3 separate regions of the Homo sapiens genome follow, and regions 1 and 3 are each linked to region 2. The links are chromatin loops, found by intact Hi-C in ENCODE. Cell type or tissue: mammary epithelial cell. All regions are shown on one strand.

What was found. A loop is a pair of places that touch in the nucleus more often than their neighbours do. Peaks named below come from ENCODE experiments on the same cell type or tissue, not always from the same donor. Only the 100,000 strongest peaks of a DNase experiment are listed, where the experiment ranks them.
Region 1: it touches region 2 in a loop (9-fold over the local background); 6 of 110 quality-filtered maps call a loop at or near these places.
Region 3: a loop joins it to region 2, with 20 times the contacts of the local background. A loop is called at or near these places in 27 of 110 quality-filtered maps.

The regions. Positions count from the first base shown.
Region 1 is chr10:35,191,274-35,199,273 of GRCh38, reverse strand. All of the region lies in intron 6 of CREM (cAMP responsive element modulator), which reads right to left. Among named protein-coding and RNA genes, the nearest start is that of LINC02634, 49 kb to the left of the region's middle. In mammary epithelial cell, a CTCF peak has its summit at 3,042; a DNase peak (open chromatin) is centred at 3,273; H3K4me3 peaks cover 1,097 bases; H3K27ac peaks cover 1,529 bases.
Region 2 is chr10:34,989,966-34,997,965 of GRCh38, reverse strand. It overlaps LOC124902409 (a long non-coding RNA gene), which reads left to right. Exons shown (of 2, transcript XR_007062110.1): 2 at 3,604-4,354. Among named protein-coding and RNA genes, the nearest start is that of LINC02635, 21 kb to the right of the region's middle. In mammary epithelial cell, a CTCF peak has its summit at 3,109 (motif pointing left); DNase peaks (open chromatin) are centred at 3,195 and 5,705; H3K27ac peaks cover 2,768 bases.
Region 3 is chr10:35,214,122-35,222,121 of GRCh38, reverse strand. It overlaps LINC02634 (long intergenic non-protein coding RNA 2634), which reads left to right. Exons shown (of 3, transcript XR_930819.3): 3 at 2,022-2,233. Among named protein-coding and RNA genes, the nearest start is that of LINC02634, 27 kb to the left of the region's middle. RefSeq lists a silencer at 3,378-3,427 and an enhancer at 7,134-7,635. In mammary epithelial cell, a CTCF peak has its summit at 3,468 (motif pointing right); a DNase peak (open chromatin) is centred at 3,481.

The sequences.
Region 1 (8,000 bases), 200 kb before region 2:
TTTACTGAATCTTAAGGTAGATAAATGCCTTGTTATTTTCACTTCCAAAGTGATTATAACTTGTTCAGTTACCAACTTCAAGAAGCTGTCACACCTAAATGAAATTATTCTTTTTTGTTGTTGTTGAGACGGAGTCTCGCTCTGTCACCCAGGCTGGAGTGCAATGGCACTATCTCAGCTCACTGCAACCTCCACCTCCCAGGTTCAAGTGATTCTTCCGCCTCAGCCTCCCGAGTAGCTGGGATTACAGGCATATGCCACCACGCCCGGCTAATTTTTGTATTTTTGTGGAGATGGGCTTTCACCATGTTGGCCAGGCTGGTCTTGAACTCCTGACCTCAGGTGATCAGCCCACCTCGGTCTCCCAAAGTGCTGGGATTACAGGCGTAAGCCACCACGCCCAGCCTCGAAATTATTCTTTTATGTAAATATTTTTAAGCAAAAATAATTGCTAATAGCCTCCTTTCACAAAGGTGATATATATCCTTATTCTCATGCATCAAATATTAACTAAGACACTAGTTTTCCAAATTTGTTGGAAAGTTTGTTTTAAACAATGCAGAAATCCAGCCAGAATGCAACGTCAGAATGCAACGTCAGACTCAGAGTCTAAAAGATAGGAAATTATGCTCCTAACAGAATCAGTTTATGAATAAAACAAAGGCAATTTCTAATAAAAATGTAAATTATGCCCCACAAAATCAATAATATAATCCCATAAACTATAGTCATTTACTTTTTTTTTTTTTTTGAGATGGAGTCTCGTTCTGTCACCCAGGCTGGAGTGCAGTGGTGCAATGTTGGCTCATTGCAATCTCTGCCTCCCGGTTTCAAGCCATTCTCTTGCCTCAGCTTCCCGAGTAGCTGAGATTACAGGCGCGTGCCACCACGCCTGGCTAATTTTTGTATTTTTAGTAGAGACGGGGTTTCACCATGTTGGCCAGGCTGGTCTTGAACTCCTGAGGTTGTGATCCGCCCGCCTTGGCCTCCCAAAGTGCTGGGATTACAGACGTGAGCCACCGCGCCCGGCCAGTCATTTGCTTTTAATATTTCACTTCATGATCCTGTAGGTAAATGCTGCTAATATCTTTTCCAGGCCAGCCATTAGTGCTAGGAGCCTGATTTTGGTCTAGATCAAAGTTTTTCAAACTGTAAGCTGTAGACCATTAATGGGTCAAAAAGCAAATTTCATGGGTCAAGAATAGCATTTTAAAAAAAGGACAGAAAAGGAATTATGGGTACATCATATTTTGTAAGGATAAGAATTATGTCTGAAACTTGTTTTATATAAATGTAGGGTACATACACACATAGGTCCACTTTGCCGTGATAATTAACGTGGGTCATGGTTGAAAAGTTTGCAAGCCACTAATCTAGATCTACTTGGTCTGCCGATCCATAGGGTTACCTCAGAACTGAGAGCCCAGAGGTCTGGTTCCTAAAGCTACTCTACTACACCTTCAAAAAAGTCCCTTAACCCTGTGCTCTTCTGGCTTTAAAAAAATAAAGTAAAATGAGGCCGAGCGCGGTGGCTCACGCCTGTAATCCCAGCACTTTGGGACGCCGAGGCAGGCGGATCACGAGGTCAGGAGATCGAGACCATTCTGGCTAACACGGTGAAACCCCGTCTCTACTAAAATACAAAAAAACAAAATTAGCCGGGCGTGGTGGTGGGCACCTGTAGTCCCAGCTACTCGGGAGGCTGAGGCAGGAGAATGGCGTGAACCCGGGAGGCCGAGCTTGCAGTGAGCCAAGATCCAGCCACTGCACTCCAGCCTGGGCGACAGAGCGAGACTCCGTCTCATAAAATAAATAAATAAATAAATAAATAAATAAATAAATAAATAAATAAATAAAGTAAAATGAAATAAAATTTATTACTCATTTTTCAAATAGCACTGATTCTGTAAGAAATGACCAGATTTTTAAAAATATGATTTCCAAAGGCAAAATCAGGTCTTGTGAAAAAGTGTTTTAAGTTGTTTGACATTTTAAAGTTTCAGCATTTTGAAAAGTTTAAATTGGAAAAGGAAAATCAATCATGTGTAGCATTATTGGTAAAACTGTGAAAAAAACTTTCAAGGATGTTATGTTCATTCTGTAAAAACAAATGTCAAAAATGTTTGTTTATTTATATGTAGTGGTTAAAAGTATACAGCATTGCCAAGGAGGGCGGATCACGAGGTCAGGAAATCGAGACCATCCTGGCTAACACGGTGAAACCCCGCCTCTATTAAAAATACAAAAAATTAGGCGGGCGCCTGTAGTCCCAGCTACTTAGGAGGCTGAGGCAGGAGAATGGCGTGAACCTGGGAGGCGGAGCTTGCAGTGAGCCAAGATCGCGCCACTGCACTCCAGCCTGGGCGACAGAGCGAGACCCCGTCTCAAAAAAAAAAAAAAAAAAAAAAGTACACAGCGTTTTCACATCATTTTATTTATTTTTTGTTATGAGTCTTATGCTTAGACAAGTCAAAGGGGTAATAGGAATGAAAGGCTTGGTAAAGAAAGATATTAACCAATAATTTTTAGAAAATATATGTACAAAAGTGCCTTCTGGTTCTAAGAATCATATGACATGCAGTGTTTGAGATGATTTTAAGTTCATCTATGTCTTATAATAAATTCATCATTTGAGTTCTGCAGTCTATAGCATCTCTAGAACTTCACAAAACTTCGAGAAAAAAATAGTTCCTCAAGACAGTTTTAAAAACAATGTAATACAGGTTTTACTTACTCAAGACAATCCAATGTTCCTATCCACAAAGAGGGCTGAGACCCATTAACTTCGAAGAGCTAAATTGTAGTGAAGTTGTTTAAAACTCTTAATTCAACTGCAAATTCAGTACTGTATTACAAACAAGACCACTGAATAAACAACACTGCAAGCACACAAAGGTTATTAGTAACTAAGTCTTCCAAAATCACTCTTTGTTACTGAGAAAAGCAAACCTAGTGAAAAATTACCGATTACAAATTTAAATACCAGAGGCTGGGAGAACAAGTAAAAGACAAGCACTTCCCTGACTGAACACTAGAGGAGCTCTGAATCGCAAGTTCCTATAGATGGAGTAAGAGGATGGAGTAAGAGTAAAGAACCCGCCAGCTTATACAATACATAATCCATTTCTCACCAGGCGCATGCAGGGACGGCCTCAGTAGGAGGCTCGATCTTACCACTAAGCTGGCCAGACAACTCCTGAGTTCTGTTCATGCATTACAGTTTCATGACGTGTTTCCCTCTTCAAGCAGACAACCACTTCAAAAGAAATGTTAAAGTAGGGCTAACAAGAAAAGCTATTCAGTCTAAAAGGCAGCTTGGAGGCAGAGGCAGTGGTGAGCTAGTTAACTCTAAATCTGTCAGCAGCATTTTACAAAGCGGAAAGGAACTGACTAAATCACAACATGACTCGGAGCTGACGTCAATGTGCAGCTCGCTTGGAGTTTTAACTTTTCCACTTCCCCTGCTGAAATACGATTCCAGGAAATGTAATGACATCAGCCTTTTGAACTCAATTAGCTGAACAGACCATTTTAAATACAGGAGGAAAGAAACAAGTAGGCACACAAACATCCATAACACGCGGGTTTTTCCTATTCTGTTTGGAGCTGCATTTGTCCACAGTAATGAAATCAGAACATGAACGGTATATACTGTATGTTTAATCTGCGGCTAGATTGAATTTGCAACAGGTTGCCTATGAAGTAACAGCTTATTTTAGTAGGGCAGAATGGTATGCATATGAAAGAGAGACACAGAGATGGAGGAGAGGGGAAGAGAAGAGGAGGGGAAGAGTGGGGAGGAGGGGAGGGAGGATAGAGGGAGGAAGAGAGGATTAGTGCCTCAGTCAAGCAAGCAATAGAATATTGAGCAAAGAAACAATCACACTAAGATGCCCTAACAAAGTGAGCTGAATATATAGATGTATATTTCAAAAAAAGTCTTACACCTAAGTGACTAGGAGAGTAACACTTTCTGAAACACTCAGATGTTCCTGAATACTTCCTAAACTTCAAAACAATCTGCACAATTAACTGAAAACCCCTCTTTAACATTCTTACCTGTGTCATCTCCAGTTACAGCCATAATGGGCTTCTGCAGACAGAACTGTCTTGTTTCCTCTACCACAGTTCAACATAAAGTGTTCCAAATTAGCAAGCATGTGCAGGATAAGCAGGAGGACTGACATCACAATGACATCACTAGCCTATCACTGCCATCAATTTGCTTTGTCACAGGCGAGCTCACTGAAACCCAAGCCCTATAAAAACTCTTCCTGTAATAAACCATCTTAATGCTCTTGTTTCTCATTTTTACATAGAAATCTGTTTGAGGTGGGCTCTAGCAAATAATAATAATAATAATAATAATAATGTCTCTTTTAGCATTAAAAGTTACATGATTGTATCTTACAGGGCTACTTCTTTATTATTGTTGTGTCCAAGGCTTCTAGGTAAACTAAGGGAGAATAAACCCAACATAATTTCCTAACTCATAAGAGAAAAAACACTTGGAGATTTAAAAAAAAAAAAAACACATTGACTATCAGCAAAGAAATACCATATTTCATAGTCACTTCTAAACTCACCAAGAAATATCCAGCCACCTGTGTTCACTTAACATTTTTATTTGCTGAGCCATTTGCTACACCATCAAAAAATCCAACTCTTCCTAAGGTGATACAGAATTTGCTACTTTCACTTAAAGGGAGTAGATAATTAAATTTTAAAAATTCACTGTGCCAATGGAGCAAGTATTATGTAGTATTCTCCCATAACTACTAGATTGAATCACATGAACTTGCTGATATTTGAACTTTCTGGCCTACAAAAATAGCAGTTTCATGTGATTCAATCTAATACCTTATTTTCCCAGATTAAAACCCCCTGAAAAGACATTTGGGATTTTTAAAATTCATAAATAAATCAAAATTACTATTTGTACATTTTTTTTAAATGTCAAATTTTATTTGGATCACTTAATGAAGGCTTGGCACATAGAGAGCTGGATCATTATAGGAAATTCAGTGATTATAAGGTTAGACACAAAAATGGGCGAATGTTCAACCATAGAACAGACCATAGCCTGGAAAAAAATTATTGGCATTTCCACTGCAAAAAAATAAGTGACATGCCACTGAGACCTTTTGTCTTTTTTTTTTTTTTTTTTTTTTTTTTTGAGATGAAGTCTCGCTATTCTCCCCCAGGCTGGAGTACAAAGGTGCAATCTTGGCTCACTGCAACCTCCGCCTCCTGGGTTCAAATGATTCTCCTGCCTCAGCTTCCCAAGTAGCTGGGATTACAGGTGCCCACCATGCCTGGCTAATTTTTGTATTTTTAGTAGAGACGGGGTTTCACCATGTTGGCCAGGCTGGTCTCGAACTCCTGATCTCAGGTGATCCACCCACCTCAGCCTCCCAAAGTGCTGGGATTACAGGTGTGAGCCACCGCACCCAAAGCCCTTTCCCTTGTATGATTAGAATTCAACCCAACCTTATGTCAATGAAAGGACATCCCACCACATTTTAGCTGTATTTAATTTAATCATCTTCCAGTAAAGGTAAGGACTTTACACCTCAGATGCTCAGGAGGTAAAGTTTCAGGGAGTGTCCATGTTTCTAGTAATTCTCCAGGATACCTGACAATGGGGTTAGGGTTTCAATTCAGCTGAAGATATCTTGGCTGAGTAAGGAACCCTGGATGGTCACCTAGACATCAACCTCAATCTGGGGCTCCAGCAGGGACTCTTTGCTGTCCCAGTCACACCTGAGGGTTTGGGTCCAAGAATGCTATTAGTAAATTTTATTTCAAATTTCAGAAAATCAATAAGAAATTGATTTTTATGTCAGCATTTCTTTAAATTGGCACATAGATGCTCAATAAATATTGGTGTGAAAAAAAAGGCAAGGAAGGAAAGAAAGAAGGGAAATGGGTTGCTTAGTTGATTACTGCTCTTAGTAGTTTTAATGTATTCCCTGGACCAGTTAATCTCAAGTCAATCAGCACACAGAACAAATCACATTTTCAGAGGAAGAACAGTTCACTTTCATTTGGTAAATGCTTACTGAACATTTATCACATGCCAGGGTCTGTGCTAGGTATTTGTCCAAATAGAACTTACCATCTAGCAAGACAGAGAGCCACAACACAACATGATATGTGCCTAAGGAAGTACAGTAGGAACTCACAGAAGGTTGCCTAAGCCAGATGTGGAGGATGGGCAAGGCTTCCTCGGGGAACGTATTCTTATCAGGCAATCGGTATGTGTGAAGAAGGCCCTGGAGGGAGAGAGGGCATGGCCTATCCCAGGAAATGAAAGAAAGAGCTGTATTACAAAAGAGGGAGAAGTGGAGAGGTAGGCAGCTATTAAAGAATGCAAGGCTTGGATCAAGCAAAGATTTGGGCCACATGAAAGATTTGGAGCTTTGTCTAACAGGTCACAGACATTGATGGATGCTTTTGAGTGGATGCTATAGACTGAATGTTTGTATCCCCACCCAATTTCCTCTGTTGAAATCCTCACCTCCAATGCAATAGTATTTGGAGGTGGAACCTCTGAGAGGTGATGAGGTCATGAGGGTGACACCCTTGTGAACAGGATTAGTGCCCTTATTAAAAAGACCCCAGACACCAGGTGTGGTGGCTCATGCCTATAATCGTAGCACTTTAGGATGCCGAGATGGACGGATTACCTAAACTCAGGAGTTCAAGACCAGCCTGGCCAACATGGTGTAACCCCGTCTCTACTAAAAATACAAAAATTAGCTGGGCATGGTGGTACATGCCTGTAATCCCAGCTACTCGGGAAGCTGAGGCAGGAGAAATGCTTGAGCCCAGGAGACAGAGGTTGCAGTGAGCTAAGATCACATCACTGTGTTCCAGCCTGGCCAAGAGAGTGAGACTCTGTCTCAAAACAAAACAAAACGAAACAAAACAAAACAAGTGCAATGCAGTAATGGAGATGTTGGGGGCAAGAAACTGCTGTTTTTAAGAACTATCAGTGGCTCCCAGAATCACTGTGAGGAATGAAGAGTTTAGCTGAACTTTCAGGAACAATTCCCAAAAAACTGAGCCAAGAAGGGAGCTGCTGCCTCTGGCATGATTAGGAGGATCAGAAAGCTGTTCCACAATAGCCAGCTTCCGGTGGCTGCCGGAGACTGTAGCCCACAGGGGTAGCCTGGGTCAGAGGGATAGCACCCAGGCCAGGGCCAGGGCCAGGACAGAGGGCTGTGGAGTGGCAGAAGCATTCATGGCTCAGCCAGGCAGAAGAATCTACACAGTGACTTTGAATGGAGACTGGGAAGAATACTGGACAACACCTAGGTTTCTGGCATCAAGGATAGTAGTGGTCAATCACTGAAGATAGGAAGAGTGGATTTTAGGAGTCAGAGGTATGTGTGGCCATCTAAGGAACCAGCTGGAGTCAGGACATAGTCACAGTGAACTGAAGCCAGCGTGGGAGGGAGTCCTTCAGGGAGGGAGCTCAGCAGGAAGAGGGTGGGGGAGTGAGCCTGAGGATCACTGAAACACTCAGGACAGGGGCAGGGGAAGCTTAGCCCAGCAACAGGACTGACAGAGAAGCAGCAGAGAGAGAAGAGCAAGGAGGACACAGTCTCAGGAAGTGGAGGAAGCAGAAGTCGACAGTGTTAAATACTGCTGAGGCATCAGCCAAGACAGGCACTGAGAATCCACAAAGAAGCTGACAGGGCCCTTCAGTGAGATGAAGGGAGAAGGAGGGCAGGGAACACTGCCACTAAGTTCAGGAAGACAAGAATGCCCACTGGCCTTGCTGTGTTTAAACTGGAGCTCCTGGCCATGATTATTTAAGGAAAAGAAAAAAAGAGAAAAAGAAAACAGGAATAAAGATTGGAAGGGAGGAAACAAAACATCACTATTTGTATAAACATTCACATAGGATCACAGACCGAATCACAAAGAATCAGTAAATTATTAGAAGTAATTAGAGTTCAGCAAAGTTAATAGATAAAAGATCGACTTAAAAT
Region 2 (8,000 bases):
AAAAAGCATGGAAGACAGTTGGATGACTCTAGTGAGGACCTACAGATGGTACTTCCTGGGTCTTGTGTCTCCTGGGCTCCAGGAGGATGGAGGTTGACTTGAGTCTTAAAGGTTTAACCTTTCGCACACCGAAAAACCTGCTTCCCAGCAGCCTGACAGCAAGTTCTCTGACCTCTGTAGGAACTTTTCTGGTATTTAAGTCATTATCACCTCCCAAACTTGCCTCTTCAGTGGACTCTGCGTTGTGGTCCCTCCCTCTGTCTTTCCTGGTCTTCCCCAGCTCCGCACGTTGCACTCCATTCCCCAGACCCATGTGTTCTGCCACACCTCTCACCAGCCCCTAGGTACTTTAACACAGGAATATCTGTTGTTGCTACATATCCCTATGTCAAACTTTTTTCTTTTTCTTTTCTTTTTTCTTTTTTTTGAGACAGTCTCACTCTGTCGCCCAGGATGGAGGGCAGTGGTGCGATCTCAGCTCACTGTAATCTCCACCTCCCAGGTTCAAGCGATTCTCCTGCCTCAGCCTCCTGAATAGCTAGGGCTGCAGGTGTGTGCCACCACACCTGGCTAATTTTTGTACTTTTAGTAGAGATGGAGTTTCACCATGTTGGCCAGGCTGGTCTTGAACTCCTGACCTCAGGTGATCTGCCTTCCTTGGCCTGCCAAAGGGCTGGGATTACAGGTGTGAGCCACGGCGCCTGGCCTCAAAAATGTGTTTTCTAATACTATTTTGACAAAAATCTTTCAGTGTTGTTGGTTTCCTTTATAATCCTGGGTATTTTATTTCAAGCATTGAAAAACGTTACTGTGAGAAGTTCAGAGATTCCAGAATGCCACGTGCTCTGCCACAGCTCTCACAGCAGGACACCACAGGCCTCGTGCATCCTGGGCCGTGTGAAGCAACCTCAAGCCACAGTGTTCCTCATGCTTCTCCTTCTTGCCTAATCCTCCTGTTTTATTGGCTGAGTCGACCAGCTGGGCTTTAACCAAGAGTCTACTCCCTCAGTTCCTTTTTCTTTCTTCTTTTTTTACAGACAAGGTCTCGCTCTGTCTCCCAGGCTGGAGTACAGTGGTACCATCATAGCTCACTGCAGCCTCAGGCTCCTGGGCTCAAACAATCCTCCCACCTCAGCCTCCCGAGTAGCTGGGACTACAGGCACACACCACTAGGCCCTGGCTAATTTTTTTATAGAGATGGGGTCTCCTCATGTTGCCCAGGCAGGTCTCGAACTCCTGGTCTCAAGAGATCCTCATGCCTCAGCTTCCTAACATGCTGGGATTATAAGTATTAAATCAAATTTAGCCTAAAGCTACCTCCTTACATATTTTAAGTTCTACCTAAAGGTTTCTCTGTACATTGTGGACTATAAGCTAAAGGAAATTGTAAACAGACTGTAGCCTACTCTTGTGCCAATCACCAAGTTTTGGCCAATCAAATGTGGTCAACTGTTCCAACCATATTCTAATAAGGCAAATGCCAAGCTATAACCAATCCAGCTGTTTTTGCACCTCTCTTCCATTTTCTGTATGTCACCTTCCTTTTTCTGCCCTTAAATCTTCTACCACGTGGCTGCGCTGGAGTCTCTGAGCCTACTCTGGCTCAGGAGATGGCCCAATTTGCCAGTCATTCTTTGCTCAATTAAACACCTTTAAATTTAATTTGACTAAAGTCAAATTTTAATTTTTTTTTTTTAACCACAGGTTTGAGCCACTGAACCTAGCCCCTTAGTTTCTGTTCAGTGACCTAGCTTCCTGCCAATACTGGGGGCCTTGTCCTGGTGATGGAATGCTGGTACCATGCATTCTCTTTTTTGCCTTCTGCCCTCCACATTCCCCACCACCAGCTGTGACGGTCCTTTGAGGAACGATCTTTGGAAAGCTTCCTAGCATCCCTTGCCCTGCCTGCTGGAGTGGAGTGCCTGGTCCCAGTGATTGCCCCAAATGGTGCTGAGTTTATTACATCCTCTGACACTAGGCTTTGAGCTGCCTAGAAGCCCTGGCTAGAATCAGACTCTATCTGCATTGTTTGTTTGTTTGTTTGTTTCCATTCTCTGGTTCTACTACTTCTCCACAGACCTTTTCCCTACCTAGTTCTCCTCATGCCTCATGCCCAGGACCACCCTTTGGTTCTAGTCTAGTTCTCGAGCAGCAGGAAAGACATGTAATTCCCCTGCTATATGGTAATTATTCATAATTTTTTCCCTGCAAGCCCAACATTCCTCCTTTGTGATAGTTTCTAACTCATTTTCTGCAGCAGTGCATACACTTCTGCTCCCTGAAGTCCTGCTGGAAGGACCACTTGTTAGAACCAGACAAATTGTTCACATGCTTACTGCTTAAGAGGCTCATGACTTGTCCCTAATGACTAGAAGCAAAGGAAGAAGCTGTTTTAAGGGGAGAGTCTGCTTTTGAATCCAGCCCCCACTTATGTTTTGGCTTAAATGAAATAGCTTCTTTCTTAATGCACATCAGAAATACCCAGGAAACCACCTCAGTTCTCTGGGTTAGAGTATAAATGTTCTAGGTGTTTCCTCTCTGAGCCAAATAAAAGGAATCCCCAGAATTCCTAGAGGAATTTGATATGTAAGAGTTAACACATGCTACCCTGCTTTTTCCAGATGAAAGAGGACGGAGGGCATCTTCCTCCCTGACACCAGGCTGGAATCGCTTGGGCGATTAGCAAGCAGGTTGCCAGCATCTATGCCACTGTGAATCAAAGGGTCTGGAAAAATCTGGACCAAGACACTTTCCGAGCACCACCCTTACCTCAGTGTCCAAGATTTCTCTATTCAAGATTCGCATGGGCTTAAGGTGTCAGAGTTCCTGGTCATTGTGCAAACTGGTTTTCTGGAAGGGCTCTCGTTTCTGAATGCCTCTGCTTTTTCCCCCAGAAGATGCAAGTCACCTTTCTGTCACCCTCAAGGGGCCAGGTCCCAAGTCCTGAGCTCCAGTTGGGAGGAGATAGTTTGAGGAGCTCTGAAAGAGGAAGGGTCAGCCTGGGAGACTGGGCAGAGGCCCTTAGTGTGGGGAAAAGGCGGGAGCGCTGGGAGGCAGCAGCATTTGGAATACAGACAGATTCCCCCGCCTGTGGCAATCTCTGTCTCCCTCTGGTGGTTTAAGCTCTCAAAATTACAGGTGTTCTTTGTAAGTGACTCATACATTCCAGTACCGGGGTGAGTTTTTACTCTTTTGGCTCATGTCATTTCCTCCCAGCAGCTAGGGTCTCTGCATTTTGTCCTGTTGTCATGGCAACTGGTACTCTGCAAGCTTTGGGAGCTGAAGCTGTAGAGCTGGCTCGTTAGGGAGGCTGCCCTCTCTCTCCAGCTCAATGGGGAACTGTAGACATTTGGAAGATGAATCATTCTAGTCCATTGAATAGCTTGCCAAGGTGACCCCGAGCAAGCTCCTTCCATCTCTTAACGAACAAAAACTATAGTGTTGTGAAGATTGTATGAGATAACTTATCTGAAGTTCCTAGCGCCATGCCTGACATACTATTTTAAGTGTTTGATAAATAATATTTGCCTTCCCATTGATTCAGACTCTACAGGCAGCAATAAAAAATTACTGCTCTAAATATTTCTCATTTTCTCTCTGCAGCCTTTCATGGAAGTTGCCATGGTTCTGCATCCCTAAACCAATGAGACACAATGGCAAGTTTCTCTTCCTACATCTATTTCAACCACCAGCTTAACTCCCCTTCCTGAGTGCAGCTAAAGCTGTGGCCATCAGGCAGGTGAAGCTTGGTGCCTCCTGTTCAACCAACAGGAATGACTGAAGCAGGCTGGGGGTGGGACCAGCAGTAAGAAGCCCAGAGCAATGACCAGAGCTCCCTTTCTCTGGAGAGCTGGGCTGGAGAAAATCTATGCACTGCTGATCTCCTAAGGAGAGAGCTTCAAGGGTGAAAAGATGGTGTCCCACAGGCCTGAGGCTGCACAGATCTAGCTTTTGCCATTGAGGACAGCAGGGACAGTAAAGCTTCCCAGATCCCCTTTCAACCTGCCAGCTGGCATGTCACCTACCATAGAGGAAGCCAATCCTAGACCTTGTACTACTTGAGAGATTGCAAAAGTATCCTGTTAGCTGGGTCTGGACCCCAATGATAAATAGACTCATGAGTGAGCTAAGGAAGGGAACTGGCCCATCTAAAAGGAACCGGCCCAAGGAAAAGCAGGAATCTATGAAGGCATTCAATAACTTGGACCAAAAAGGAACAAGAAGGTAAAATTGAATACTTGGGTGATGGTTACACTAAAAACCTAGATTTCCCCACTACAAGATATATCCATGTAACAAAACTGCACTTGTACCCCTTAAATTTATATACTTAAATAAAATAAAATAGAAGAGATTCTTTTTTTTTTTTTTTTTTTTTGAGATGGAATCTCACTCTGTTGCCCAGGCCTGGAGTGCAGTGGTGCGATCTTGGCTCACTGCAACCTCCTCCTCCCGGGTTCAAGCAATTCTCCCACCTCAGCCTCCCTAGTAGCCGAGACTACAGGCACTTGCCATCACGCCCAGCTAATTTTTGTATTTTTAGTAGAGATGATTTCACCATGTTGGCCAGGCTGGTCTCGAACTCCTGACCTCAAGTGATCCACCTCCCTCAGCCTCCCAAAGTGCTGGGATTACAGTTGTGAGCCACTGTGCCCAGCCAAAATAGAAGAGATTCTATTACAGCATAAAATACTTTGTGGAAATAAGAAACAAGGCCCGGCTCGGTAGGTCATGCCTGTAATCCCAGCACTTTGGGAGGCCCAGGTGGGCAGATCATGAGGTGAGGAGATCGAGACCATCCTGGCCAACATGGTGAAACCCCATTTCTACTAAAAGTACAAAAAATTAGCCGGGCGTGGTGGCACGTGCCTGTAGTCCCAGCTACTCAGGAGGCTGAGGCGGGAGAATCACTTGAACCCAGGAGGCGGAGGTTGCAGTGAGCCGAGATCGTGCCACTGCACTCCAGCCTGGGCGACAGAGCGAGACTGTCTCAAAAAAAAGAAAAAGAAAAAGAAATAAGAAACACGAGTTTTTCATTTTAAATTTCAGTTGATGACTGAAGAAGAGGATAGTTGCAGGCTAAATTAGTGGCCCAGGAGATTCAGTGAGAGAAAAATCTCAAAACATAAAACAAAATTACAAGCAGATGGAAATATTGAAGAAACTGACAAAGTATTTGAAGTCTGGATTCAGACAATCTTACATGTAAACAATAAAATGCCTAGAAAGGTTTTTTAAAAAGAAAAGTAGAAGAGAAGCTGTAATTAAACCAAACCAATAATAATAATAATAAATCATACGTACTAAAAAGAAATTGAGTATTCGAAGTGAAAGAATTCACCAAATTCCAATCTGGATTAATAAAACACTTAAGGAATATCCTGGTGAGCTGGGCGCGGTGGCTCATGCCTGTAATCCCAGCACTTTGGCCAGGCTAGTCTTGAACTCCTGACCTAAAGTGATCTGCCTGCCTCAGCCTCCCTCAGTGCTGGGATTACAGGCGTGAGCTACTGCGCTCAGCCTATATAACTGTTAAGGTAAAAGAAATATATTCAAAATTACACAAGATTTAGAAAATAAATCCTATACCTACTTCTGTTTGATGAAAATATTCCAGAAGAACTCTAATCAAATGATAAGTAATCAGAAAGAAGACCACAAGATTGCCGTGATGAGTAATGAGTGTGTGTGTGTGTGTGTGTGTGTGTGTGTGTGTGTGTGTGTGTTGCAATACTGGGTAAGGGAGCAGAAGGATAGTTACAGCATTCTTAAGATATTATCTTACAGGCCAAGTAATGGAGTGTCTTGGTGAACAGAAATATTTCATACTGTGCTTTTTTCTTTTCACAGGTAATGGTAGAGAAATATTTGTTTATGTGTATCCAGTATAGAATGGAATCATTACTGATATGGAAAATTACATAAGAACTTTGCATTTTTCAGGTCTGTTAAGGAATGACAGAATGACACACCCATTCCTTGCTCCATCCCCACTTCCAATTTCCACATCCATACACTGGAAATTCTTGATTTCTTTAGCCAAGGACACAGCTTAATAAATTAAAGATATCATGCAGGACTAAAAAATATGTGTTTTTTGGTGCTGATAGAATCTTGCCTGATTTGAGAGGTTTAATTCTAGGGTGTTTAACAGACCTTTATTTTTTAGAACTTGCATTCTGTTCAGGAAAAATTTATATAAATGACCTTAATACTTCCATGTAATGAATGGATACAAACATGAGGAGCTGCTTGTTTGTGTGTGTGTGTGTGTGTTTGTATGTGTGTGTGTATATGTGTGTGACAATCTGTCTTTTTATTGGAGTATTTATGACATTAATGTTTAATAAAAGTATTAATCTATTTAGGTTTAAATGTACCATCTAACTAGTTATGAGGGTCTTTAAATTTTAATTTGTTTTTATTTCATTTTTTTTTAGAGACAGGGTCTCCCTCTGTCACCCAGGCTGGAGTGCAGTGGCATGATCATAGTTCACTGCAGCCTCAAACTCCTGGGCTCAAACAGTCCTCCTGCCTGAACCTCTGAGTAGCTGGGACCACAGGCATGTGCCACCATACTTGGCCAATTATAAAATTTTTTGTAAAGATGGGGTCTTGCTATGTTGCCCAGGCTGGTTTTCAACTCCTGGCCTCAAGTATTTTTTCTGCCTGGGCTTCCTAAAGCCCTGGGATTATAGGCCAGGTTCGGTAGCTCATACCTGTAATCCCAGCACTTTGGGAGGCTGAGACAGGCAGATCACCTGAGGTCAGGAGTTCAAGACCAGCCTGGCCAACATGGTGAAACCCTGTCACCCTGTCTCTACTAAAAATACAAAATTAGCAGGGTGTAGTAGCACTTGCCTGTAATCCCAGCTACTCGGGAGGCTGAGGCAGGAGAATTACTTGAACCCAGGAGGCAGAAGTTGCAGTGAGCCAAGATCCCACCATTGGACTCCAGCCTGGGCGACAAGAGGAAAACTCTGTCTCGAAAATAAATAAATAAATAAATAAATAAACAAATAAATCAACCAACCAACCAACCAACCAACCAACCAACCAACCAACCAAAGCACTGGGATTACAGACAGGAGCCATAGAACCTGACCTAATCTTATTTTATTTAATTTTTAATTTTTTTTTTTTTTTTTTGAGATGGAGTTTTGCTCTGTTGCCCAGGCTGAAGTGCAGTGGCACGATTTTGGCTCACTGCAACCTCCGCCTCCCGGGTTCAAGTGATTCTCCTGCCTTAGCCTCCTGAGTAGCTGGGACTACAGGTGCCCGCCTCCATGCCCGACTAATTTTTGTATTTTAGTAGAGACGGGGTTTCACCGTGTTAGCCAGGAGGGTCTTGATCTCCTGACCTCGTGATCTGCCCACCTCAGCCTCCCAAAGTGCTGGGATTACAGGTGTGAGCCACCATGCTGGGCCCCTAATTTTAATTTTAATTGACAAGTAATAATTGTATGTATTCGTGGAGTACAATGTGATTTGATACATGTTGATGATGTGGACTGATTAAATCAAGCTAATGAACATATCTATCACCTCACATACTGTCATTCCTTTGTGGTGAGAACGTTTTTTTTTCTGAGACAGATCTCGCTCTCCGCCCAGGCTGGAGTGCAGTGGCGCTATGTAGACTCACTGCAACCTCTGCCTCCCAGGTTCAAGCGATCCTTCCACCTCAGCTTCCCGAGTAGCTGGGATTACAGGCATGTGCCACCACACCCGGCTAATTTTTGTATTTTTAGTAGAGACAGGGTTTCATTATATTACCCAGGCTGGTCTTGAACTCCTGACCTCAAGTGATCTGCCTGCCTTGGCCTCCCAAAGTGCTGGGATTACAGGCATGAGCCACCATGCCCAGATCTTTGTGGTGAGAACATTTAAAATCTAATTTTGGGGGTCTGCATTTCTTGAGTCAATTTTAGAGCCAGGAAGGCCACATCTTTGGAGTGAGAGCGGGAGTCAGGGTCAGTTCCTCAGCATCACTAAGTGGT
Region 3 (8,000 bases), 220 kb before region 2:
ACCACTTATACTCCAAAAGCTATTGAAATAAAAAATATATATTTAAAATCAGTTTATCCATTGTATATACAATTTTAAAACTCACACCATAATAAATTTTAATAAGCAAACTGGAAATGCATTCCTATCAAAACTATTAAAACTATTTTAAATTAGCCTTATACAGGTTATATATTTGTTTTGTTTTGAGACAGAGTATCACTCTGTCACCCAGGCTGGAGTACAACAGTGTGATCTCGGCTCACTGCAACCTCCGCCTCCCAGGTTTAAGCGATTCTTTTGCCTCAGGCTCCTACGTAGCTGGGAATACAGGGAAGCACCACCATGCCTGGCTTACTTTTTGTATTTTTAGTGGAGATGAGGTTTCACCATGTTGGCCAGGCTAGTCTCGAACTTCTGACCTCAATTGATCTACCCGCCCCAGCCTCCCAAATTGCTCAGATTACAGGCATGAGCCACCGTGCCCAGCCTGGTTATATATTTTGGTAAACATTTTTTATAAACTTTGATTTTTATGACATATTTCACATCTACAAAATGTATAATTTTATATTATTTATTTTCCTCCAGCTTTATTAAAGGGTAATTGAAAAAATTTTAAAATGTACTTTAAAATGTACATTTTAAAATATTTTTGTACATTTTAAAAGTACATTTAAAAGTACATTTTAAAAGTACATTTAAAAGTACGTTTTAAAAGTACTTTTAAAATTTTTTCAATTTAATTGTTTTTCTGCTAAGAAAAATATGTGTGAATAAAACCTTTCAAATAACATGGAAAAATCTTCTAAAGAAAATATAGCCTCTCCCTTCATTACTTCAGTTCTTTCAAGAATATTAAAATAATAAACTGGGTTACAGGACAGTAACCCTCCTAATGTACACTGAAAACCACAACCTTTTCTAAGCCAGTGATAATTTCTGTTAACTTGGTGCGGCCCTGTTAGGTTGAGAAGGGCAGAGGAAACTCCTGCGGTGGAAAATTTTCATTCAGTCACAGTTTTGGTGCATTTATAAATAACATAAGTAAAACAAAATTTGCCCAAGTAAAGTCTTCATGTGTGAAAATCTTAATCCAGTTACCAGAATCAAAGTAGATGTCCCTGCCTTCATCACAGGCCAGTTTCAGCCTAAGGCTTTTTTCTCTTAAATGCTGGGCAATCCTCAGAATGGATTATTAAAAATATTGATGTTGAAGACATTCTGAAAGATAATTTTATAGGTTCATGACCTGATACTAAGAATCTAGAAGCTGTGTTCACAGGGATGAGGTAACAAATAAGATCTGATGAACTCTTCTTTGAAATTTACATTTCACTGTGAATTTCATCACAGTGTCACAAATGTCAAGGTCAATGTGGAGAAAACAGAGGTTCCCAATCAAACAGAGGTCAAATGACCTTGCCAAAGCGACACAGGGAGTTTTAACAGAAAAGCTAGGACCAGAACCCAGGTCTGGTGGCTGTCAGCCATGGTTCCTCGAGCCAAGCACACACCCACTGTTCATTCTGCTCTTCACAGCGCCTGTAGCTTTGGACTTTGTTCTTTTGTTTCTGTAGTTCTTTTTATCCAGGATGGATTTTTAAGAACATAGGTAATCACTGCCTGACTCATTTTAAAATGAAAATCATGAAACAGGGGTGTCTGGGATACTAAATGCTCTAGAAGTATTCAAGTAATTGATTGTAGTGAAAATCCCTAAGAAACCACAGCTAATCTCAATGTGCTTTGGTGCGTGAAGTCCATACCAGCTGTGGAAGAGTTCCCATAGATTTTCTGCTAAGCCCCTCCAGCAACTCAGTCTTCTTTCTCTATTGTTACATGGGGTGTTCCCTCTATGAAACCCTCTGCTGGTACTCCAACCTCCCCTCCCTGCCCCACCAAACTGCCACAATCCTGTATTCCTGGAGCAACAGCAACCCAGCATTTAATGATATTAAGTCAGGTTACTTGAATAGAAAGACTAATAGGTTAGGCATGTTATACCCTTGATAAGGTAGATTTGTCTTCTACCCTTCTAGGTCTAAACTCCAATAAAATCCAGCTGGGTTACATCAATTCAGACATCTGGATAAAAGGATGAATGAAACCATGTACATAATACAGAATTATGCATGCCAGGAAAAAAAATTATACTGCCTAAAAGCTGCAACCTTCATGACATCAAATCTATTTTAACACTGGCTGGTTATGTGAGGAAAAGGCTAATAAAAAAAAATTCTGGCTGACCAAAGAAGTATGTATGTATGTATGTGTATTTATTTTTAAATTAATATTGAGATGGATTAATGTTCTAAAATTTGGAATTTCTAACATTATCTTATTCATAATATCATATATCAAAAGTCTCTGAATAGAAATTGTTCAAAGGCATATAATCTAATTATCATTACCATGTCACTAATCTAACCTCTAAGTAATTGCTAAATGCCATCAGCACCTTCATCTCCAATTACATTTTCATGATATTTCAAGCTACAATAACAAAACAGATGCTGATCTCGGCATTACTAAGCAACAGGATATGTATACTTTTTAGAGTGTGAAAATATCACTGCTCTCCCACAGTTAATGATACTTATTTTCCAAGAACTTCTAGTGATATGATTATGCTCATCCAATTCCCATGAGGCCAACACTGTGATCACAGGTTACGATAAGAACTAAAATGCCACCCACAGCCATGTCTGAGTGACACGCAAAACGCTTTGAAACTCTTTTCCACTAGGTTTTTTTTTTTTTTTTTGAGACAGAGCCTCACTCTGTCACCCAGGCTGGAGTGCAGTGGCGTGATCTCAGCTCACTGCAAGCGATTATCCTGCTTCAGCTTCCCCAGTAGCTGGAACTACAAGCGCGTACCACCACATCCAGCTAATTTTTGTATTTTTAGTAGAGATGGGGTTTTGCCATGTTGGCCAGGCTGGTCTCGAACTCCTAACCTCAAGTGATCCACCTGGCTCGGCCTCCCAAAGTGCTGGGATTATAGGTGTGAGCCACCGCGCCTGGCCTCATTTTCCACTATGTTCTAACCACCTAAAATAACCCCTCATATGCAGTTAAAGCAAAACCGGTAATTTTGCTGAGAAAAGATGGATTCATTTTAAAGTCACTTACTTGCTAAAACTATGTGGCCTGGAAGTAATGTCTAAAGTTCTTATGTCAAATAATTCAATCTATTTGCAATTAACTGTGTACTCTTAGAGAAAACTCTATAGTTTAAGGATTCCCAAACCTTGTCAAATTATTGCCCCTCCCCCACAGTTAACCCAAGACTCCCCAGAGTTACTGTGAATATAATTCACCAAACTAGATCAGAGAAAACTGCCCTTAATCCCTTGCCCCCATAGGGCTTGGCATACACTTGGAGAGTCCATGGCAGAAAAGAAATACCACCCGTTGAGTTTTGAAATGTTCACAGACTAATGTTTCTAAGAAAATACGCCGTTTGGAAGTCACACATACACTAGGTGGCGCTGTGGCTGTGACATTAAACAGTCTGTGTGCTGGATAAATGCTGGGTAAGAGCATCCATGACTTAAAGGAAAATTAGGCTAGGCCCAACCCCAGATCATAGAGTTCAGTGTTCTCCAACACTAGAGTGCTTCAGAAACATGCCAGGAACTTGAGCCTGGCGTGGTGGTGGCACATGCCTGTGGTCCCAGCTATTCCGGGGGCTGAGGCAGGAGGATCGCTTCAGCTCAGGAGGTGGAGGCTGAGGTGATCTGTGATTGTGCCACTGCACTCCAGCAGGGGCAACAGAGCAAGACCCTGTCTCAAAAACAAACAAACAAACATGCAAGGAACTGGTTAAAAATACAAATTCCCAGACCTACTGAATGAAAATTCCAGAGGTATGGAACACAAAACAGAAGACACAAACAGGCACACTCATGCTATCCTCTCCCGGGCAGCCCACTTTCATCCAAAGCCTCCTTATTTGGGCTTCTCACCTCCTCAAAAGTCTATCAGTAGTGGCTGGGCTTAGTGGCTTATGTCTGTAATCCCAGCACTTTGGGAGGCCAAGGCGGGTGGATCCCCTGAGGTCAGGAGTTCGAGACCAGCCTGGGCAATATGGCGAAACCCTGTCTCTACTAAAAATACGAAAATTAGCTCAGTGTGGTGGCATGTGCCTGTAGTCCCAGCTACTCATGAGGCTGAGGCAGGAGGATCACTTGAACTCGAGAGGCGGAGGTTGCAGTGAGCCGAGATTGCACTACTGCACTCCAGCCTGGGCGACAGAGCAAGACTCTGTCTCAAAAAAAAAAAAAAAAAAAAAAAAAAAAAAAAAAAAAGGGTATCAATAGTAAACTGTGTTTTAAAAGGTAGGGTTCATTCCTAAGTTAAGCCTCACGCTGGTCTGCTGTAAGTCAGCGCTTCTGAGAGCTCCACAAACGTTGAAAGCAAGAGCTCTTGTACATCTTGTTAACAGCCTTTTGTCCTAGAAAATGACTGAACCACAGGTCAAGCATCCTTCATAAAGTGAGGTGGCTGAGATAGATCTGGCAGAGTTCCTGTGTCCTCCAGCTGTCACAGAGACCAGCTGGACTTTTGCATAGTAAGTGACGGGGTTTTCCTTCCAGCTTCCGTCCATTCAAACCACAGGGACAAATCCTTCCTCAGAAAGCTATGCTGCACAAAAGCTGGTTGAAAATCCAGTTTATAGAAAAATAGAGGCATCACAGTAATATAAAGATTATCACACTAGTTCAGAGATCTGAGTATTTCTAGTCTATTGTCAATAGCTGGCAATATTTAAGTAAATCAATCTGAAATTTGGTTTTCTTGTCTATAAAATGAAAGGAGTAAATTACACCTGTTGGTCAGTCTCAGTGGCTCATGCCTGTAACCCCAGCACTTTGGGAGGCCAAGGCAGGTGGATTACTTGAGCCTAGGAATTCAAGATCAGCCTGGACAACATGGCAAAACCCCGTCTCTACAAAAAAACACAAAAATTAGCCAAGCGTAGTGGCGCGTGCCTGTAGTTCCAGCTCCTTGGGAGGCTGAGGTGGGAGAATCGCTTGAGCCTGGGAGGCGGAGGTTGCAGTAAGCCAAGATCGTACCACTGCACTTCAGCCTGGGTGACCGAGCATGAGACTTTGTCTCAAAAAATAAATAAATAAAAATTAAAAAATTACACCGGTGAGACCTCTTTTAGCTGTAAGATTCTATTTCAATGAGCATAACTGTGACTTTGATGTTCCAATAGCTAGCTAGTCCTTAGTCCTTAAACTGTAGAGTCATTTTTTCCTGATCAGCATCAGGGATTTGAAAAACCAGAGAGGAGCGAAAATGTGCTTTTGTGCATTTGAACAGGAAGGTCTGGGTGTTCCCACACATAGCCACTCAGAGCCACAGAGCTCTCTCTCTCTGCAGCCACCACCTGCTTGAGTCATTGCCAGCAAGTGTTTCTTAACACTTTCCTGCCTTTGGGTCCAGACTGGGTGAGAACCGCCAGGACAGAGGCTTGCTGTCCTGGTTCTGCACTTGGTCCTGAGCCATGTGACCTTTGGCAAGCTACTGAACTTCTCTCCAAGCTTGCTTCCTCATCTGCAAAATGAGGATAATGGTAACAGCATCAACACTTGTTGGGCTGCTAGGAGAATTAAATGTGGAAGCCCCTTGGCGCAGGGTGAGCACTCTGTACACGGTAGCTGTTATTCTTGACTGCCATGACTACGTGGCTGTAGCATCTGTGGAGCTACATACACACCTGGAAGAAAGCAAGCCCAGGATGGTAACGTCAGGGTTGCCACAGCCCTAGGTCCCAAAGCTGCCCTGTCTCCTCCTGGACTTCTTACAAATGCAGCCTCACTTATTGACTTGAAGGAGTGAATGAACATGCTGACTCCCATGTTGCTTTCTGGAAACTCCGCATCACATGGCCCTGAAGATGGGACAACTTAAGGATACAGACAACATGATCAATGAATCATGTATGTATCGTAGCTGGGACTACAGGTGTGCACCACCATGCTTGGCTAATTTGCTTAATTTTTTTTTTTTTTTTTTTGTGGAGACAGAGTCCCACCATGTTGTCCAGGCTGGTCTTTAATTCTTAGCTTCAGGCAATCCTCCTGCCCCAGCCTCCTAAGGTGCTGGGATTACAGGTGTGAGCCACCATGCCCAGCCAAGAAAATGGATTTATATAGAAAAAACCTTCCCACAAAGCATAAAGATTAAAATATACCATGCTTGAGTAGTTCAGAATCAAGTCTGTGTCTTTAAGATGACCTTAGAAAAGATGAATCATGGCCAGCGTGGTTGCTCACGCCTGTAATCCCAGCACTTTGGGAGGCCGAGGTGGGTGGATCACCTGAGGTCAGGAGTTCAAGACCAGCCTGGGCAACATGGCAAAACCCTGTTTCTACTAAAAATACAAAAATTAGATGGGCGTAGTGGCACACACCTGTAATCCCAGCTACTCGGGAGGCTGAGGCAGGACAATCACTTGAACCCAGAGGGCAGAGGCTGCAGTGAGCCAAGATCGTGCCACTGCACTCCAGCCTGGCACATCTAAACTTCTGAGAACCATGGTATACTACCATACGACAGTCATTGCATTACAGCCAGCCAACTGGCAACAGCTCTGCCTGCCTCACACGTCAAAGCGGCCTAATTATTTTTGGTGTAGACTAGAACAATCAAGTTGGTTTCACAAGTCATGATATTTTTTAAAGGTGTACTGTTAGGCACATGGGAAATAGCATGTTTTGGACGTAAGTTTCTTCATATGAAGAAAACTGAGAAGTGTGGTTGAACAAGGAATGAGGCATCTGGCACTCAAACAGCTGCCGTTCATGCACAGTATGTTGCTGATGTCCATGTTCTCAGTTTCAGGCATGCCTCATGGTCACACGTTTAAATACTAGCAGGAGTTCATTTTCTTAATGTTCCCATCTCACATGACTTAGTGTTATGAAGTACCTAGTTACACAGGACAGAGAAGGTATGCAGTCCCCTAACCTTGGAGCAGGAATTTCTATACCCAGCAGTCCAGATGAAACTTTTAGGGTTCAAAGAAAGACACACGCAGTGAGAACTCGATCCCACACGCACAGGTGCGCGGGGAGCTCCAGATCCCACACGCACGGGTGTGAGGAGCGCTGTGGATCCCACACGCCCGGGTGTGGGGAGAGCTGTGGATCCCACGCGCACGGGTGTGCGGGGAGCTCCGGATCCCACGCGCACGGGTGTGGGAGCGCTGTGGATCCCACGCGCAAGGGTGTGCGAGATGTGCAACGTTCCCCCCTGCAAAGCTTCCCCTACTGCAGGTTCTGTTGAGGGAGAGGTCGTAGGCAGTATCTGCTGTAAGGCTGAAAGCACTGCTGTCAAATCGTGCTATTTTGGTAGCAGAAGCTTGGCTTCAGGGATACATTTCATGAGCAAGAATAAGAGTTCCCATGCAGGTCTGGGAGCATGGCTCAAGCCCCAGCCTGTCACAAGCTGTTCCTCACTTCTTGTACAGGGTAAGTGCTCAGTCCCAGTGCCAGACGTCCCCAGTGTCTACAAGCCACTCTTCCAGAAGCCCAGTTTTATTCGACATTGATGGCCATATGCTTCCCCAAAGCCTGGAAGATCCTCAACCCTAGGGGCTGAATCCTCATGAGCAACCCAGTGCCTTTCAGCCCAGTCTTTGGGCTGGGAGGTGGAGCTTGCAGTGAGCCGAGATCACACCACTGCACCCCAGCCTGGGCAACAGAGTGAGACTCCGTCTCAAAAAAACAACAAAAAACAAAGAAAAAAGCAGTATCCCCCCAAAAAGGGTGCTGTCTTTTCCATTTCTGATGCCTGGGACTGTGGCAGCAATATTAAGGTCGGGGAACCAGCAGGTAGAGGGAAAAGAATGAGGAGGAAGGATCTGGTCGTGATGCCATCGTTGTCACTAAATTAGCAAGCCTGGGATTTCTTACCACTAGACTTCTTGTTTTGCAAGGTAGTGTATTTCCTTATTGTTTAAACCACTGGGTTTGGGAAGGGGGGCTTCTGTTGCTGGTGGTCCC